Regions from separate parts of the Homo sapiens genome. Here region 1 is linked to region 2. The links are chromatin loops, found by intact Hi-C in ENCODE. Cell type or tissue: GM12878. All regions are shown on one strand. Links, peaks and the distances in the headings refer to the core of each region. The heading gives the core; the rest is flanking DNA. Region 1 overlaps TENM2 (teneurin transmembrane protein 2). Region 2 overlaps TENM2 (teneurin transmembrane protein 2).

Evidence for each region. A loop is a pair of places that touch in the nucleus more often than their neighbours do. Peaks named below come from ENCODE experiments on the same cell type or tissue, not always from the same donor. Only the 100,000 strongest peaks of a DNase experiment are listed, where the experiment ranks them.
Region 1: it touches region 2 in a loop (2.6-fold over the local background); 2 of 110 quality-filtered maps call a loop at or near these places.

Annotation. Positions count from the first base shown.
Region 1 is chr5:167,963,461-167,974,022 of GRCh38, reverse strand. The region is part of intron 6 of TENM2 (teneurin transmembrane protein 2); the gene reads right to left. Among named protein-coding and RNA genes, the nearest start is that of TENM2-AS3, 15 kb to the right of the region's middle. In GM12878, for the core only: a CTCF peak has its summit at 3,793 (motif pointing right); a DNase peak (open chromatin) is centred at 3,816.
Region 2 is chr5:167,719,090-167,729,651 of GRCh38, reverse strand. The region is part of intron 4 of TENM2 (teneurin transmembrane protein 2); the gene reads right to left. Among named protein-coding and RNA genes, the nearest start is that of TENM2-AS4, 64 kb to the right of the region's middle. In GM12878, for the core only: a CTCF peak has its summit at 6,202 (motif pointing left); a DNase peak (open chromatin) is centred at 6,121.

The sequences.
Region 1 (10,562 bases), core at 752-8,751, 250 kb before region 2:
TCCCTCCCTCCCTCCCTCCCTTTCTCCCTTCCTTCTTCCATCAGAGGCACTGGTTAACTTCAATGTACTTTTAGTTTCCTCCCTTTCTGGTGTATCCTCCCTTTCCACCTCTTCATGGCAAATCTAACCGTAACATGCCTTTGTGTACATCCCTTTTGGGCTCCCCATCCCACACTGAATAGACCTTAGAGTGCTTGACTGCACCCAGAAGGTGACCTTGACTTGGGCCATGAGACCTCTCTACCCTGCCTCCTGAGTCTCACTCTGGTTGGTCCAGAATGCTGGCACAGCCTTGCTCTTCCGGCCTTTTCCTATTCTCTCACCTTTGCCTGGAATGCCCTTTTGCTGGGGCAGCTCTCACTGTTCCACCCAGATGGAACTCAGACCCCGTATCTGCCAGCCAGGCTTCCCTGACCAGGTAGGTTGGATGCACTCCACGCTCCATGCTTCCGTAGAGTCCCCTGAGCTCATGTCCAGCTTACAACATCCTATATCAATATAAATAATCTGCTCTGTGACCTTTCTCCCACTAGACTGTGATTCCCAGAGGTCAGGGGCCATGTCTTTTCGATCTTTCACTCTCTGTGCCATGGTGCTCAGCTGCGTGTTGGGCCCCTACAAATGTTGGCTGAATTAAGCTGAAGTCCTATGAACACAGCTGGTAATGGGATTACCAACAGGAGGTGGGAAATACAAAAATCCTTAGTTAGCATAAAATCAGAGTTTCAGATAAAGTAACTATATAAGTTTGGCCTGAGGGCCTCTTACTGACAGAGCCCTCACATACTTATTTCACAAAAAAGGCTGTCTTCCTCGCCAGATTTTCAAGCCCTTGATCATAATGCTTTTCTGTAATAGTTAAACAATCATACCGCCTTACTAGGCATTTCTCTTGGGATTCAGAAACTTGACTAGGTCTTTTTAGACATTCTTATAATATCCCCATTAGGTAGATAGAGGCAAGGTGGATGAGGAGAAGAGGCAAACTCAAACATTGCCAAATAATAATGAGAAAGGAAAGGCAACAAAGGTTAGGAGTTTTGAATCACGTAGGCCATGCTGTAGCACAGTCTGGGAATGAAGAGAAAGGGCCCTACAGCTAGAACCAAGGGGAGTGAGAGAGTCAGATTTTCCCCTGCAGCTATGTCTGTTTCTCATACTATATCTGGCATTAAGAAGAGGTATTGGCATTTCTAGGGTATTTATGTATTATTTATTACATTATTACTTGAAAAAAAATCCTCTTAATTCTATGTCTGAAATCTAACACCATAAACTTCTGGGCTCTTATTTTAAAGCCACAAAAGAAACTCAGGCCATCAAATAAGGAGAAGTAAAGAGAGATCGTAACATTTGAATGGAGACAGATACAATTTGGCACAATCGATCAAAATTCAAAATGCACATTATACATACCCTTTGATCTAGTAATTTCACTTCCAGGAATTTAACTTTTGAATATAATTATATAAGTATGCAAAGAAAGATATATACACAAGATGTTTCATTACAGATTTGTTTTTAATAGCAAAATTCTGAAAGCGATCTAAATGTCCATCAAGAAGAGACTGGTTAAATAAATTAGAGCATTATGGAATATTACACGGACTTTAAACAAGAATGAGGTAAGTCTACATAAAATTACCTGAAAATGCTTCCACAATATCTGATTAAGTGATAAAAAGGAAGTTGCCAAATGATATGTATATGATTCCATTTATATTAAACTTAAAATATACATGCTCAGACATCCACAAGCATTTTTGAAAGCCTAAAATAATCAACCTTCAAATGAAATTTCCTTGAAAATGGAAATTGAAAAGCAGGGAATATTCCTTTCCATTTTCTGTCTATGTGTTGAATATTTTACCAAGAGAATGTGTACATTCTACAATAAAATAACTGAAAAGACAAAAGCTGTTGCAATATGTGCTCTAATTCTTTGCCTTAAATTCATGACCTTTCCTTTGCAGAAGGAAATGGAGATAAATATTCTGTGTGGGATAAGTAGGCACCAACATTCCCTAATCATGCAGGAAATAGTGAGGGGTGCTGGGGAAAGCTCTGGCCAGAGGCCTGCCTTCCAGCCCCACTCCGGCATTTATAGTGGAAGGCGCTGGCGTGTTGTGGAACTTTCTGAGCTTCACTCTCCTTGTCTGTAAAAATAGACATTGGACTATACTAGGTGATCTTAACTTGGTTTCCAGTTTGAAAACTCTGCCTCTGTGCAGCCAAATGATGACCCCTTCACTTAAATGATCAGGGCTCAGGGTTTTTTTTGTTTTTGTTTTGTTTTGTTTTGTTTTGTTTGTTTGTTTGTTTTAGATGGAGTCTCACTCTGTCACCCAGGCTGGAGTGCAGTGGCGCGATCTTGGCTCACTGCAACCTTCGCCTCCCAGGTTCAAGCAATTCTCCTGCCTCAGCCTCCCAAGTAGCTGGGATTATAGGCGTGCACCACCACGCCTGGCTAATTTTAGTATTTTTAATAGACACGAAGTTTCACCATGTTCGTCAGGCTGGTCTTGAACTCCTGACCTCAAGTGATCCACCTGCCTCGGCCTCCCAAAGTTCTGGGATTACAGGTGTGAGGCACCGCGTCCAGCTGGGCTCAGTTGTTTTGGCCAACCCAATTCATGTTGACCTTGACTCCTTCTAATATTTTCTAATGTAGTGGTCAGAATCAAGGGCCGACCTCCCTGAAGAGGGCATCTATTTTTTTCCATATCTGCATCACCAGGTCCCTTTTTCCCCTTTCTTTCTCTCTCTCTCTCTGCCTCCCTTTATCTCTATCTCCATCTCTCTCTCTTTATCTCTATCTCTGTCTCTATCTCTATCATCTCTATCTCTATCTCTGTCTCTCCCTTTCTGCCTGAATTAGCTATTTGGGGTAAGCTCTGTGAAGAATGCTATACTTCGCTCTTTTCCCCAAACTGAATGGTATTATGAATTTGAAGATGCACATTATCGACAGGACATGAGGATGTCCCCATTGTAACACTGCTTTTATGTTTCCAAAGACAAAGCAAATAGTAGTGAAACTGAAAAAACAAAGTATACGCAGACATATACTGAATATGCGCCTTCTACCTTGTTCCCAGCCCACCCCAGTGCCACCACACACACGATTATATTGAAATTCTCGGTGGGTTTAAATGCATGTGTGCCACCCTTACCCCCTGCTGCACTGAAGCTTACAACCTCTAATAATATCAGATTAATTCACTGGAGTATAAACAGCAATGGGCACCATTATGAACATTAGGACGTGTTGCATGTTAGGACAAAAATTTTTATCTAATTAAACACAGAACTATTCTGATATTACCTATACTCATTATGGAGCTATCTGACCCCTGCAATCTGTCTCACCTACACACACCACAACAAACAGAATATACTGCATTGCTGAGAATATTAGGAGCTTGAAGCATGGAGTTAAATGTTTCCCATTCATGGTTTTATTAAAAAGCAAAACCAAAAGTTCTTCGAAGTCATTCAACTTGATAAGGCAAAACTGCTTCTCCAGCCATTTCCAAGAGAGAGGAAATGCATCGAGATGTTTTGAGTTAACTTTCTCATCATGAGCCCTCATAAAGAGCACTGGTTAGTAAGACAATAAATGAGCATGTTTTAATTAGAAAATGTGGAATCCAAGCACTTTTGCAGGAAAGAAGATGATAGCTTAAAAGAGATGTCAGGAGACTAATAAAAGTTAAAATGCATTAAGTGGCCACAGTGAACTCAAAAGTAAAGTCGTGGGACGTTTGAGAAGTCAACCAGAGAGGGTGATGAGTCAGAAGGGGGCAGAAGTTAGTCAGTGAAACTTAATTTTTTCGACTTCTTATTGGAATCAGCTGTAAACCCCCTTCTGTGCTCTGGCAAGTGAGATAACTCAATGTCCTGCAATTTCCCCACCCTGGCCGGGACTGTGTCTGCCTGGAGGAGAAAATCATTACAATCAGGCAATATGAGCTGGGCTGTGACCAAATTAACATTGAATGTGGCCTGAGTTGGTCTGTGGCTTTTGCCTGCCAGCCCTCCATTTCAGGGTCTCCTAATAGCACGATGTTTGGTTATGGGCCACACTCCTTCCTCTCCACTATGAGGCCCCCACATGGGCACGTGATCCAGGCCTGGCCAATTAATGTGGTCTGCTCGCCAAGACTCCAGGCTTGAGGCTTGGGTCAGTTGTGGGCATGTGACTCTAGTTGGATTCCATGAGACTCAATCAAGGGAGTGTTGTTGAAATGTCAAGAAGTGCTTTACTTTCTGTTAGGTTTCTAAGCTTTGAGAATATAGCATATAGTTACCATAAAAATCCCACAAGAGGAGGCCTACATAACAGCGATGGTAGAAAGTAAAGAAGTGCAAGGCTGAGAGACTCCCAAAGCCTGAGTTTAAGTATTACTTGAATCCTGTTCTGTCAGGATCTTCTCTCTGTCCCAAATCCTCCACTTTCTCAAGTTTCATTTTCCTGATATGTTGAAAGGGGACAAGAACATCTGTATTGGTCTGTTCTTACGCTGCTAATAAAGACATACCCGAGACTGGGTAATTTATAAAGAGAAAGAGGTTTAATGGACTTACAGTTCCACATGGCTGAGGAGGCCTCACAGTCATGGCAGAAGGCAAGGAGGAGCAAGTCACGTCTCACATGGATGACAGCAGGCAAAGAGAGTGCTTGTGTAGGGAAACTCCCCCTTATAAAACCATCAGATCTCATGAGACTTATTCACTACCACGAGAAGAGCATGGGAAAGACCCGCCCCCATGATTAAATTAACTCCCACCAGCAGGTCCCTACCACAACACGTGGGAATTGTTGGAGCTACAATTCAAGATGAGATTTGGGTGTCAACACAGCCAAACCCTATCAACATCTCTCCCCTAAGGGCTTTAATTCAGATAACATGATGTAAAGTGCCTAGTATCCTACTGGGCACAAAGTCGGCATTTCAGAGATGATTATGTCTAAAAACAAAGACCAAAAGGAGTGGTCCGTGGTTTCCAAGAAGTGAAAAGATTGTCAATAGAACTACAATGTCTCCTTGTATGGATTCTGAGAGTTAGAAGCTGGAAAAGATGACTGAGTACAAGAACATCCAGAAAATGCACATGTGCATAGCACCGCCCCTTGCACAGGGGGCTTGTAAATTTATTCCTTCATTTTCCTGAATTGGTGAGAGTGGGGATGGGGGAGAGTAGAGCTCCTTAGAGTCCCACCAAATGCTTCAGTGGGCCTAATAGCTCCCTGTGCCTTCTCATTACATGTCCCCAAGTATAGTGGAGAGGATCTGCGTTGATAAGAAATAAGAAAGTCACTAAGATCATCGAAAATTCTTATCTAAGAACATACCAGTGTTAAGTAAAGCAACATTTCCCACCTTCCCTTTAGGGCGGGATTTTAACCCTTTGTTCAAATAATTAAAAAATAAAATAAAAATTTAAAGGTCGTATTATTGGTGTGCAATACCTTTACAGGAGTATTAATTGTTGAGAAATGGACTCATGAATGCTGGTTCGCAATTGAAGCTCTAGCAAATTGAAATCTGATTTCAGTACCATTTAACACATAGAAAAGAATTGGTATTCAGTCTCTTTTGAACTATAAGGCATACACAGCTTAAGTACAAATGACAGCAATTGGAGGTATTTCCTCACTCCTAAACAGTTATTTTGAGCAAGAAATGATTCAATAAGGGATTTGAAAAATACACGATTTTGAGGGTGATCCTTTGTGCAGCGCTTTGCCATGACCTCTCAAAGGAGTATTTGCAAAGAATACTCACAGAATGGCCCCAAATTGTCTGGTGGGTTTTGAAAGAAAAAAACCTAATGTAGGAAAAGTTTTTTTAAACATTCCCATAAAATCTAAAGGATGCAGCTGCAGCTGAGCAGAATGGCTGAGTATCTCGTGACGGTTTGCAAGTCTGGGGACATAAGATTCCAACTCACAAAAGCAAATAAGGCCAAGACTAATAAATCAAAGGTGCCTTCAGAAAAGTTGCAGGACCTACTTCCCCTGCCTGGTAGGACTGCGGATGCCTTATCTGGCTTCTGCGAAAAGAAAAGGATCATCAGGGAGCCAGAATTAGAAAGGACTTGCGCTTCATCAAGTTTCTCCCTGTCTGAGCCAGATAAAATATCCTCTGGGAAGACTTCAGGAAGTGCCTCAAGGGAATGACAGTTGATATTAGTTGAATGGGTGAAAGAGCACAGACAGAGATGGAAATATTTGGCTTTTTTCAACTGTGAACTTAACCCCAGAGTCTTCGACATTTACACAGACTCAGGGCAAAGTCTTGCTCTTACAATGCATGACCACAGGGTGGTCTCAATTTGTAATTGGGTCCCCACGGTAAAGGCTGCTGAGGGATGGATTTTTATTTTTCTTTTTTTTAAGTTCTTTCTACCTAGAGACTTAGCTGTGGTACCCTGCAATAAGAAGTTCAATTCCTCAATAAGTTTTTAATTTTGTAGAGGCAGGCAAATTTAAAAAGGACAGCTTCTCCTTAGGTACCTCCACTTTCCAGGATGCTTCCAAGTTTGCAGACCATGCCAAGAATAGGCTGGAGTGGTCTTGAATAAGATGTAATGCTTGTTTCTTTCTTAATGCACCTTGTAATTTGCACACGTGCCACAACACTTTATTTATTTTCTTATTAATGGGTTCGAGTGTGTTTAACACCACAAGCCATAAATTACAGAGCAGTGGATTAGACTAGGCTTGCTTTATTTTCCTGCCAATTATCAGAAAGTGATGTGGGGGATGAGGTGCCCCTCCTAACCAGCTTTTTCTCTGCCACCTCCCTTGCCTCCATCCAACAACCAACCCCCTTGTTTCCATCTGCCAAGAAAAAAAAAAGACACAGCCTGGTCTCTCATTGGTGAGCTTGCCTATTGAGCAGCTCAGTTATTGAGATTAATAAGCTGCCAGTTTCCAAGGAAGACTAAGAAAACTGCAAAATTAAAGTGCACTGCAACATGAAATGCTGCTGGTGGCCAGGCGAGATCGTGGTGTCAAAAAGGCAAGGTAAAGCTATAAAATAAGGCTGAGCTTGAAAGGCTAATCTAAAGGTCTCATTAATTTCCATGTTGCCTGTGATGAGAATTTAGAGGGGGCATAATGTTTTGCAATACAGAGAAATCAAGCTGCCTATTGATTTGAAAGTGCTTCGATGCATTTGGTTCACCCAGAATGAATCCTACCTTTAAACCTCACTTGAAAACATTAAAAAACAAACAAAAAAGCAAACAGGTTGCCTAGGTTTAATATTCTAAAGATCAGGCTTGTCAGTGATTCTGTCAGAAAATTAATCCTTAGGTAGAAAAATCAATCTGAGAACAAGTTTGGAATAGTCTTTGCACTCAGCATGGTGAAGATGTTTCAACAATCTTGTTTCTTCTCTGTGAAAGCCTCATTTACTGAAGGTCTTGAATCTCGATTTCCAAATACGCACTACCAATAAGGCATCCAGATTAGTCTAAGATTGCTTCTTCTTGAAGACAAAAAGTGTGTTTTTAAAAATTCTGACACCAAAATTAGATTCCTTAGATACCACTCAGCAAGCCCAACATGCTCAATTCTTTTTCTGAGCACTTGTCATGCTTCCTGCTAACAGGAACAAGGATGATATTCAAGGGATGCCCCAAGGGTCAGCCATGGCACCCATGGCTGTTGCGCTTTCTCCCAGCAATCTGGCAGAGCTCTGTTTAGAATGAAAAAGATCCTACGAGTTGCAGAGCTAAACAAGTAGCTGTGCTTCTTAATTCTCCCTTGTCAATCTGCACTCATATTTTATAATATGCAGGGCATAAAACCTCTCCCCGTAAATCATATGCTATGCTGCCACCACCATGGAGTGGTGAGGCCTCAGATTTACCATCCGGGTTGCCACCAATTCCTCAGAGCTTCAGAGAAGGGTCTCTTGCATCTGGCCTGGCTTATGAGTTTGACAATGACTAAGTCTATGTCCAGTAACAGGCTGGAGTTCATCCCATAGATCATTTCTCGCCTTATGCCACTTGTAATGCATTGACTTCATTTCATGGCCTAAGCAAATTAATTTGTTGTTTGCCATCAGGCTAGACAGAGTTTTTTCCAGCCCCCGCCCTTCCTAGTTCCCCAGGCATTATCATATGGTCATTAAGAATATGGGATTTAAAGTCAGGTCAACCCAGGTTCAAATTTCAGCTCTGTCACTTACTAATGGGTGACATGTAAATAACTTAATTCCCCCAGCCCTGGTTTCCCTGTATTTTAAATATGGATAGTAACATATACCTAACAAAGAGCTTAAGGGATTAAATGGGATCCTGTAGGTAAAGCTTAGTGCCAAGCAAAAAGTATTTGACAAAGAAAAGTTAGTATTCACAGGCCTATATGATTGTGTGAAATAAATTTAACAAATTTCTGGAGAGAATTTTTTTTCTTTTTTTTTAAGATGGAATCTCACGCTATCACCCAGGATGGAGCGCAGGGGTGTGATCATAGCTTACTGCAGCCTCCACATCCTGGGCTCAAGAGATTCTTCCATCTCAACCTCCCAGATTACTGGGATTATAGGTATGAACCACTGCATCTGGCCTGGAGAGACATTTTTTAAAGAGAAAAATCAATTGCTGAGGGCTTTGGATATACTACATATGCTATTATCTGTAAATGGATGATTTTCTGTGTTATACATATTATTTTAGAATCAAAATAAGTCTGGCCAATAACTGCACTCAATTCTCTTGCCTCATAAATGTAACATGTCCAAAACTGAACTTTTGTTTTCTGCCACAAAAACCTGTTCCTTCTTCAGCACATGACATTGCTATTCACCCAGACATCTAAGTCAAAAACTTGAAGAATCCTAACCTTCATCTTCAAATCCCAGCAATCATTAATTTCTACTGATCCTACCTTCAAACTATACCTCACATCTTTGAATATTCAGCACCACTCCCTAATCAAAGGCATGCCACTTTTTATCTTAACTATTATTTTATTTTCCAAACTGGACCTTTAGTCTTGCATACTTTCCACTCTAACTGCCCCCCAATCCATTTATCATAGGGCAGCTATCATTATTAAAAGCAAAAAGCAGAGTGTATCTTATTATTTTGCTCTCCTGCTTAAAAAGCTTCAGTGACTTTTAATTGTTCTCGAGGTAGAGTCCAAAAGCTTTAACATGGTCCAAAGCCTTGATCCATCTTGCCCTTGCCTACCTTTCTAGTTTGCTTTCTCTTGCTTTCTCTTTCTGGCACCTTAGTGTTTCTGCCCCTAGTGGCTCATTGTTTTTGTGATCTAGAGCACTCTTTAAGCCTGATTAACCCCTACTCATCCTTAAGGGCTCAGCTTAAATGTCCATTTCTTATGGGTCTGGCTTCTTCAGCCGTCTGTGGCACTTACTGCATTTGTCATGGTGTAAGGGACATTTGTTTATGTTCTGTCTGCTTCCAGCCTAGAATCTCCATAAGGACAGAGGTTTTGTTTTTCTCCTTTGCCGGATCCTCAGTGCCTGACACATGGTAGGTTCTCATAGCTATTTCTAGAATAATTAATGAATGACCATTTAAAAAGGCAAATTGCAAACCGTTTTGCAGCTTGAGGATCTTGATGATTAAAATTAGGGCTTCTAGTATGTCAGGGCAAAAGTGAACTCAGAGAGAAGTTTTGTCCTGCTTAGGGACTCTTTTTTGTGATCTACTGCTCAGACAGATCCAAAGAGAGACGCTTGCTTCAGCAAAACACACAAAGGAAGAAAAGTTAGGTTCTGTCACTGAGCTACTTTCTACTGTTTTAGACAAGAGAAGTTGACTTTAGAAACTCCCAAAGAAGCAGCCGACCGGGAAGATTTCTCACCTTGTCACTTTCAGCAGAGGAAGGAGTAGATAGGTGATATTGAACAAGAATTGCAAGTAGACTTTGTTTCAAAACCTTCTGTGAATAGGCTGGGAGGAAGGTGGAGGGTAGAGGGATTCTGTAACACACTACTTAAGAAAAGACAGTACAGACTGCTTGCAGTTAGTTCTGCCTTATGTTTGATTTTCGTTGGATTATATTATGGTTTATACATGAATAGACTGCTTTTGGTAGTACAAATTTATATGCATTGTTCTTTTATTTTACATTGATGCAGAACTTCCCTTATATGCTTGTTTGTCTTTTGTTAAATTCCAAACAGTCCTATTTTCTGGTTATGCCTCCTTAATCAGCCCCTCCAATGTACTCATCATAGAAAAAAAAAAGCAGCATAGTTCAGAGAAGATCTAACATGCTTCATTAAGACTGATGGGGACATCAAGAGAGCAATGCAGAGAGGAAAGGACCCACTCCCCACTGGTCTAAGGAGACACACTGGACTAAAGAGACACGCTTTGCATTCTGGGAGTGGCAGAATGCCTGCTCATTACCTCTCAGAGTTTTGAAATTATTCCATCAAACCCAGAAATCTGTATTAATGAGAGTAAGGGTGGTCAAGCTGTTTGTAAATTTACACCACATTTTCAAAAATGGTGACTAAATTATAATCAACCTTCAGAATGTCTTGCTTTTAATGGTTCTCTCTCCTGGA
Region 2 (10,562 bases), core at 1,568-9,567:
CTTTATCAGGACCATTTTCCAAACTGCAAGAGAAAATTGATTGTTTAAACAATACTATTTAACAATCTCTCATTAATTGACATTTCCCAGTTGCTGAGTTCACCCAATTACATTAGCCTTTAAACAGCCAGCATGCTTCCATAATTTTTAATAAAAATGGTCATTTTGCAAGGTTTAACTTGCTAAATAAGGGTATTAATTTCAATAAAGCAATTAGCACATTTACATAATTTTATATTGTTATTTTAATAGAACACAAGAGCTTTAAAAAGCAGTTACTAACACAGGAAGGAGAATAGTGGTCTATTCACTTGCAAAAACTAAACTTTAGCTCTGTGATAAAAACTTAATAATAATAGCTCTTTCTATTACAGAAATCAGTGAAATTAGAGAGTTAAGGGCTTGAAAGTAGGCAGTCAATATGCTTCCACGTTAACATCTGGACAAAGAGGCAATGTGGGAGAGGAAGGGAGAAAGGAAGTTCCTCCTAGGAATATTACAAAGCTACTTATGGGTAGAAAGCTGTGCCTAGGTTTTCAACTATACTGCTGTGATAGAGCAGGCTGGCCAACAGGATGTGTTGGTAAGGAGGCCCAGAGCCCAAGAGAAAGGGAAGGAAAAGGCTGTAAAATGAAATTGGGTTATCACTGGAAACATGCTGCCATATTCAGATGTCCCTTTAAATGACAAGTGTTTGCCTTCGTAGGAGCTTGTGTCCACATTTGAATGTAACAAATATCTCCTCCTGACAACTGCCTGGCAGGAACATATGGCCAGCCTGGCCTCGACAGCATACATTTATTTTGATTGAATCTCCTCTTCAGTGCCAGAGATTGGGCATGCCCAGGAACCCTTGTGGTTCCCACCAACATTGTCTCCAGGAGCTGATTGGAGGCTAATTTTTGTTGGGGGGTGTAGGGGGAGGTGCAGGACCACAGAGTTCCAGGCTTCTCGAGCTGTAGATAAAACACAGAATGAAACACATACTCCCTCAGCCACTCTTTCTATTTCATTCATTCATTCATTCATTCATTCATTTATTTATTTATTTTGACAGGGTTTCACTGTCACCCAGGCTGGAGTGCAGTGGTGCAATCATAGCTCACTGCAGCCTAGACCTCTGGGGCTCAAGTAATCCTCCTGCCTCCTGAGTAGTTGGGACCATAGGCACGCACCACCATGCCGTTAATTTTTTTTATTTTTTATTTTTTAGTAGAGACGAGGTCTCCCAATGTTGCTCAGGCCAGTCTCGAATTCCTGGCCTCAAGGGATCCTCTCACCTCAGACGCCCAAAGTGCTGGGATTACAGGCGTGAGCCATCATGCCTGGCCAGCCATTCCATTTAAAATTAGGGAGACTTATCTAATACTTGTGTGTAGGCAGGACTGAGGACCTAGACAAAATGAAGGGAAGGAGGAGAGGTAGCTTGAGTTCATCTTCCCTGGATACCTGAAGATAAATCTTGCCAACAACAAGGGGTAGGGGATGAAGTGGGGTGGAGGAAAAGAATTTCAAGAATAGCAACAGCATATTCCTCCATCATAAGACTGGTCCCAGTTCCCACCAACCTACTCAGCCTTCTTTTCAAGTAACCCAGGCTTGAAACTGTTACCTGGCATGTTACTTGGGGCCAGATTGTTGACACAGGCTGTAAGTCACACCTGCATAAGCTAAGCGACACTCTCAGGATCTCACAGCAAGTTCCCAATGAGACACAAAGACCAGAAAAATAATGGTAATATTTATCCCAAAAGGGCAAAGGGTCCCTGGGATTTATTTGGTAGCACAATATAAAGGAAAGAGTTTGTACTGGAGTTACAATAACTTAGATTTGAATTCTTAACAGCTGTGTGGCATTAAATAAACATTTAAACCTTTCTGGGCCTCAATATCTTCATCTGCATAATGGTGCTGTAGTAAATAAATAACTTTTTCCTGGAGTTTGAATATTTACAGATAAAATACATGTAAAGTATCTAGCAGTGTTCTTAGCACAATGTGTGCACACAAAATGTTAGATGAATCTAAATTTAAACCTTGGCCAGTGATGTCGAAAAGTAGATCAAGGTGAACATGAACAAATATATCTACGTTACAACAGTAGTAAGCTTCTCCATTTCTCTACCTCAGCTGAAAAATTGCAGATGTATGGAGTAGTCTTTGTTTTAGGTGGGACTCAGTAGATGCCTAGGGGAGCTGACACAAGGCATGTGAAAAACAATGTCAAGAAATTAACGGATGGCCGGGCACGGTGGCTCACGCCTGTAATCCCAGCACCCTGGGAGGCTGAGGCGGGAGGATCACGAGGTCAGGGGATCGAGACCATCCTGGCTAACACGGTGAAACCCCGTCTCTACTAAAATTACAAAACAAAATTAGCCGGGCGTGGTGGCGGGCACCTGTAGTCCCAGCAACTCGGGAGGCTGAGGCAGGAGAATGGCATGAACCCGGGAGATGGAGCTTGCAGTGAGCCAAGATCACGCCACTGCACTCCAGCCTGGGCAACAGAGCAAGACTCCATCTCAAAAAAAAAAAAAAAAAAAAAAAGAAATTAATGGATTCATTACTGATTTTGCAAGCTGTAGTTTGAGTAGAGTTGGAGGCTTCATTTTGGTAACCATTTAAAATTTAAAACACACAAGTTTTGCATTTGCACTGCTGGGATTTCATCCATAAAACATATTTATTGACCTATCATGAAGACTTATTCTTTCAATTAATTACTAACAATAGAAATTCAAAGCAATCAATTTTACAGGATAAAACTGAAAGCTAGGGGAGTTGAGGAATGTTGCAGGCATCTGTGGCCATTAGCAAGCTCGTGGAATGAAAGCAACGGTTTGGGCATAGATTTCCAGAGTTTGGAATGCTCCTGCTAAGAATAAGAAAAGGGGGCCCAGCATAGTGGCTCATGTCTACAATCTCAGCATTTTGGGAGGCCAAAGCAAGAGGATCCTTTGAGGCCAGGAGTTCAATATCAGCCTGGTTAACATAATGAGACCCCATCACTACAAAAAATAAAAAAGTTAGCTAGGTGTGGTGGTGCATGCCTGTAGTCCCAGCTACTTGGCAGGCTGAGGCAGGAAGATCGCTTGAGATTGGGAGGCCAAGTCTACAGTGAGCAATGATCATGCCACTGCACTCTAGCCTGGCCACAGAGTAAGACCCTGTCTCTAAAAATAATAAATAAGTAAATAAATAAAAAGGAAGGTAAGGAAAGGGGTGAGAAGGGGCCTCGCCTATTCACATGCAAAAACTAAACTTTAGCTCCATGATAAACAATGTAATAATAATACTTCTTTCTATTATAGAAATCAGTGAAATTAGAGAGTTAAGGGCTTGAGTTAAGGGCAGTCAATATGCTTCCACAGGTAGGACCAAACTGGATGTTTTTGACCATAGATCATGAAGCTAAACTTCAGGTAATGAGGAGCATTATCAACTCCCTTTTCAGAGGCATTTGATTTAAAGGCACCTTTTAAATTCAAGAAACATTTCTTGAGTACTTGCTCTATGCCGTGCAGCGTGCCCAGCACTGGGATTTAAGAGGAACCCCATAGTCATGATGCCTGCCCCTACCATCTGACAATCTAGTGGGATGGCTAGGCAGCCAGTCCTAACAATGGGGTGTGATAATTCTGATACCTCTAGAAGGTGTGTAAGCACAGCGAAGTGCTAATAACTAGACATGTGGGGGCGGGGTTTGTGGAGTGCAGCCCTTGGGAGAGGGCTGAAGCGGGCCTTAATGGATGAGTAGAGATTAGTCTGGTAATGGTGGAGGGGCTAAAGTAGAGTAGAGGAAGGGGATTTCAGGCAAAAGGGACAAGGCAAAGCGAGAGAGTAAGGCTTCTTTGAGGATGGGAGGAGCTTAAGCGTGACCCTGACCTGTAGGAAGTGGTAACAGATGCACTTAGAAAAGTAAATAAGGGATAAAAGCTAAGAACCCCTAAACCACTCAGGGCACTGGCGAGCCATACAAATATTTTAAAGTAAAGAACACAGGATCCAATTTGCATTTAAAAAGATCCAATTGGGAAGCTGTTGCAGAAACAGGGAGGGAGGGAGTGTGATGGACAGTGAGGATGAAAATAAGTAAATGCATTAGAGGTGTTTAGCCTGTACAGTCTACAGAATTTGGTGATGAATTAAGTAAGCATTTAGCATGAGAGGCAGCACGTGGTCAGCGGCATTCAGTAAGTCAGTGCTAGGAGAAAAATATGCCAGATTGATGAAAATAGATTTATTATGTAAACATCTCCAAAGAAAAAGTTCAGATTCCCTTGGTATTCACATAGGCTTTCAAAGATATGCATCTATACATACATATGTTTAGGATCTTTCTCACAACAGATTTTTCTTGAAGATACTCAAACAAAAGCATCTTTAAAAAAAAAGTGTGATTCATTTTACACCATATCATAGGAGTTATGCTTACATAAATCCAGGGGAAAACACTTGACCACATTTGGGGTAAAAAAAAAATTTATTGAATTTTAATAAGAATCCATTTCCCATGTATTTAATTAAAATCATGATTGGTGACAAATGTAAATTAGCACAAGCATACCAAACTATTTGAACATAACTTTGCTCATACCCTTTATTTTAATGGAGAATAAATATAATCCTTCTTCTAATTAGAAAATTGAAATTTGGAAAAGAAAGGACATTTAAATTTATTAGATAATTATGAGGTGCCAGGAAGAGTGGTAAGATGATTTCTGCCAGAAACTTTTTGCAGAGCTTACCTGCCGTAATCCAGCCTGTGCTTATGTCTCTGAGCTCCCTTAATACCACTCTCACTACGACTGCGGGCTCGACAGTCTTCCTTCTGTTCCCCAAACCATCAAGCTACTGTCCGTCTCAGGGTCTTTGAACTTTACTTTTACCCTTGCCTGGAACATTATACCCTAGGATCTTTGTGTGTTTGGTTTCTTCTCAGCATTTAGATCTCAGCCACAAAGAAATGAAGTCTTCTCTGATAACTCAACCTGAAGTGGTGTTCCTATCTCTTCCCTTTCTATTTCATTTCCCTGGGCCTATTTCTTTGATAACACTCATCACTCATGAAAAATACCTTACTGAATTCGTCATCTCCTTCCTACTCTACTGTCTTCCCTCCTTCCCTCCACCCAATAGAATGAAAGTTGGGCATCTTATTTGTCCTGTACATCCCTCTTTCCCTAGCACCTAAATAATGCCTCAACCATAGTAAGTGCTCAATGAAATATTTATTAAATGAATACATGAGGACTTCATGAAGTAGAATTTTTTAAAACCCTGTTTTATACATGAAGAGATTCAGAGACATTAAGAAACTTGCCCAAAGTCACACAGTAAGTACATGGGAAAAAAAAAAAAAACTAGTAATTTATCCACAGATTGTCTTTTCCAAAACCATTTACAAGGCTGCTGTTGGAGAGGAAGGCAAGTCACACTGAGGCCTAACGGGTGTACTACATAGAAAGTTTGCTATTTGTGCTAGTATTTACCAATATTGTACTGATATAAGATGCAATGAGATATATAAGACAAGAATGGGCAAAAGCAAAAGAAACAATCTCTGGTCTCACTGCAACAATTGTCCTGGTTAAATTACAGAGTACCCAGGAAACTTAATTCTCATCAAACAGGTACTGTCAGCTGCACAGAAAGTCAGAAGGGCTGTGGAACTCATATATTTATACCTCAGTGTGTCTGAACACTAAAGTTCACAGCCTTCTGGGACACCATCTTTTACATTAGATTCACGTTCCTTAGCAGAGTGCAAATCCCATTTTGCTAAATAAAGGGTTGTCAGAAAGGGCTCCATGAACAGTAATGCCTGCTTTCGTTCATTCATTCAATAGATATTTACTTGAGCACCTACTACATGCTTGGTCTAGAACCTGAAACTGCAGTAGGATGCAGGAAGAGAGGGAGGGAGCCTTGTGTACACTAAGAGGAAGACTATTAGGACAGGGAACAGCAGCAGCAGAGGTCTTGAGGTGGGAGCATATCCAGCATATTTGAGGCACACAGCGAAGTCCAGGGGTGCAACCAAAAGAAAGTAGGCAGAAGAGGAGGTCAGAGAAGAAACTGAGTTCAAATGGTGGACAGCCTTCCTGCTAGATATAAGAGCCTTGGCTTGTATCTCGAGTGAAATGGGAGGCCATTGAAGACAGATCAGAGCTCACGTGTCAGGCGCCCTCTGGCGGTTTTGCTGAGAATGCACTTATGAATGAAGGAGGAGCCGGGAAAAGACCTAGCCTCAAGTGCAAGGGTGGGGAGACTGGAGAATTCGGTACATTCCAGAAACAGAAAAAGCCCAACATGACTGCACAAGAGTGAGCAAGGGAGAGAGTGGCACTAGATGAGGACTCAGGGGCCAAATCAGGCTGGGCGTCTGGAATGAACTTTGAATATAAGGAAAGTCACCATGCAAGGATGTTTTAATAAAATAAGCCCAGCACCTTGGGCAAAGAATGAACTCCTAACTCTTTCCTTAGCCAACAGTGGGACCTAAAAATGTGGTTTTCAGGCACAGACTAAAAAATAGCCTTAATTTTTTTAAAAGCATGCCAATAGGGTTATAATCACTGAATACACAACCTCAGGTGTATTTAATGACAGACATAGTGGTTATAATGTTAAAGTCCTTGAGGGATATAGAAATCTAACACTATCATTCTAGCTCCAAAGAGGGTTTTTGTAGTTGGTTGCCTCATCACACTCTCACTACCAATAAACTGCCTCATTTCTCCGTGACTACTCATATTGGACAAAGACATTTTCTGATATTTAGGAGAAAGAGACCTAAAATTGAAGTAGAAACATATTTGAGAACTTAGCTCAAAAGTTGTTTTTTTTTGTTTGTTTTGTTTTGTTTTGTTTTTTGAGACAGAGTCTCACTCTATGGCCAGGCTGGAGTGCAGTGGCGCAATCTCGGCTCACTGCAGTCTCCTTGTCCCGGGTTCAAGCAATTATCCTGCCTCAGCTGCCTGCCTAGTAGCTGGGACTACAGGCGTGCACCTCCACGCCCAGCTAATTTTTGTATTTTTAGTAGAGATGGGGTTTCACCATGTTGGCCAGGATGGTCTCGATCTCCTGACGTCATGATCTGTATCCCTTTTTCTTTTTCACCCTCAACAAGAATCCGTGAATTCTAAAAACTAGTCTATTAAAAAATCTCTATTTCTATATATCTATATCTGTATCTGTATCTAAATCTATAGCTGTATCTCTACCTATATCTATGTATCCATCTATCTATTTATCTATCTATCAATCTATCTACCTACTTATCTCTTGGAAAATGAGCAACTCTTTATTCTGACCATAGCATCCTTTGCATTAGATTGCCTGGTTTGATATGCTGCAAGAACAGCTTATCTCTGATGGAGTTCAAAACCAAATATTAACGGCTAATCATGCAGCGAGCCACAGGCACATGCTTGCTGACACCAGTAATTGTCTGCTTGTAGGAGTCAGTGCCTGAGGGGAGGCAGAAGTCACTCAGTTGAGCTTCTCTAAGTGAGCCATGCAGGCTTTGGGTGACACATGGGGATTTATAGCTGGAAGTGGAGAGGGGAGATGTCCCACCAACCTCCACCAGCCATCATTGGCCCTGGGACAGAGCCTACTCAGCATCTTTGGGAGGTTTATTTCTACAGCATGAGTGGGAAGGAAACAGAGCTGAGGATTTCACGTCTGGGTTAATTTCACTTCAAAGCTAAAGAAGTAACAGCTAATGTGTTATAAAACACTTTGAAATAGGTTTTTCTGATTTTGGGGGGAATCATTTGGAATTTCTGTCAAATCGCATTGGAAATGGAAGGAAATAAAGCACGGTGGGCAGAATCATGAATTCCCAACAATGTCTATGTCCTAATGCCTAGGACTTGGGAATATGTTACTTTACATAGCAAAAGGGACTTTCCAGATGTGATTAAGGTTAAGAGCCCTGAGGTGGGGAGAATATTTTGGATTATCCAAGTGAGTTTGAACTCATCCACATGTCCTTCTAAGTGGGGAAATTTTCCTGGCTGTGGTCAGAGGGAAATGTGACAACTAAAGCAGGCTCAAAGAGAGGCTACACTTCTGGCTTTGAAGATGAAGGAAGGGGCCATGAACCAAGGAATGGAAACAGCCTCTTGAAGCAGGAATCCAAGCGAAGAAAGAATCTTTGCTATGTGCTCCAGAAAGAGACGAAACCCAACTAACACCTTGATTTTAGCCCAGTGGAAATCCAGTCGGATCTTTTACCTATAGAACCGTAGGATAATCAATGTGTGTTCGCTTAAGCGTCTGTTGGTGGTAATCTGTTATGACAGCAATAGAAAAAAAGAATATGTAAGGTTTTTAGTTGCATTAGATACAAAATTAAACCACTCCAAAAAATCCTCATCATTTTTTTTTTCAAGTGATGTGGTACGTTTTTTAAAACCTGTTTAATAATGGTAGCTGATTCTATTCACTGACTTCTCTGCAAATGGAAATGGGGATTAGGTATAACATCAAACTAATGAATGATTGAAGGACAAAAGGTCTTAAGGCTGTTAAATCCCTTAATATTGTAGTAAGTAGGATCAAAAGAGAGATAGGATATAAGTTTTCTTTTAGAAAATTAAGTGATTGGGCAATGAGAATGCAGGACTTTATTATGCTAAATACACATGCCTATTTCCCAGTACACTGGCATCTGCAAAGACGACTGCAGCTTTCATTCCAGCACAACACCCACCCAACTTCGTCTTCTGCATAGAGTTCATTCCAGATCCTCTTCTGAGTAATACATTTTACATTCAAGTAGTAACTAAGGGAATCTAAAGCTGCAGTGTAATATGTAAACAATAATAAATTGTCCCCTTCCTTCCTCTGGGCTTCCACTTTCACTCAAATCTCTGATGTCAGTCCAATACCTCTATTTAAATTATGGTCTCGCATTCAACCACGAGTATATATTATTCTTGCTCCCTATTGAATACATCTTCTAAGAAGATGCACTGAAATAAATAAATGCAATATTTCAGAGAAAAACATGCAAATGAATAGAATCCTTTTACAAACACAGCAATCTGATGTGAGCATCTGCTATAACTACTCACTTACAAACAGGGGTGGGGAGAATCACTTAAGTATCTACAATAAATTCAAATATAGAGTGCCTACTAAGGAAAAGGTTGTATTAGCATCCCGGCATATTGATGAGACATCAGACTCTTGTCATTCTTAGTGCTACAGATGGTAGAAGGGAAGTATGTACTGGAACATCCGTTGGTTTCATCACTGCCTGGACTATCCGGATGATGCATTCTCTGTCAGTATGCAATCTTTGTGTGCTTTCATATTTTTTTCATATGCATGGCTAGGTTTTATGTTTAACTGTTTGTTTATTTTTAACAATTTAATGTCAAATATGTCTACTCTTTTTCAAGTAGGTAATTAGTAATATTCTATCAAAAACTAATTAATATGAAATACTAGATCAGTGTTTCCTGTCCCGTGTTTTGTGGAACACTTGTAACTTCAAAGTTATTTCTTAGAAAATTGTTTTTGGAAATGCTTTTTGTTTTTAAGTACTCAGAATCATTCTATAATAAAGAAATCTGTTTATTAGACACAGAGCTTCCTCAGTTTATTGGATCTTAGAACCTCCCTTCCCCAAGCCCCCCCCTCTTTTTAACCCACAGAAAATGTGTTATTATCCTTTGCATGCAGTGGAGTGCAGTTTGGAATATGCCATTCTACAGCAAGGGTTCTCAACCTGTGTGCTTTTGACACCTGGGCCAGGTAATTATTTGTTGGGGGTGGTGGGAGGGTGTTGACTTGTACATTTCAGGATGTTCAGCAGCATCCCTGGATTCTATCCACTAGATGCTAGTAGCACTCACCCACGTGTACAAAACAAAAACATCACCAGACAGGGCAACATTCCTTGAGGTGGCAAAATCGCCACTGGTTGAGAACCACTGTTCTGGAGGATCTGCTCAGTTCTGCAGAAGACTCTCTCGCATGTACTTTATTGCCAATATTCTGGTTATTTAGATTTTACTTTCTTCTGTCCATTAGTCCTAACTCGAACTTCTTCCACAGCTTAGGCTATTAATTGCCTGTCATTCTGCACTCATTCTCAGTTCATCAAACATGCACTTCACCTTTTACCTCCTTAGAAACACATCTTTTCCTGTGGAAACCCCACTCCAGCTGTTCGAAGCTTCCTTCTGGTCTCCAGGATCTCTGAACTCAAACCCTTAGGAATTTTTCTCACATCCTAGTGTTGTCCTAAAATCTCAATTCTTGTCACCAAAGAACTGCCTTCTCTCTCTAGTCCTCTGTGCTATGTTATTGAAACCATGGGTATTGACAGAAGAACAGGACTTGGTCCCGCGGAGTCTTCACAAGTATGTAGGCCAATCCATTTCAAAAAGTGTTTCCATCCTGAAATTTAGCTCGTAAGTTATGCGTGTTTTTAATAGGAATGGAATCTTCAATTTGACAAAGAATTTCCTTCTTCTCATCTACTTTAACTACATTCCCAACCTGTCTTTGCTTTTATGGGTAGACATCTTTTTGTCTTTATT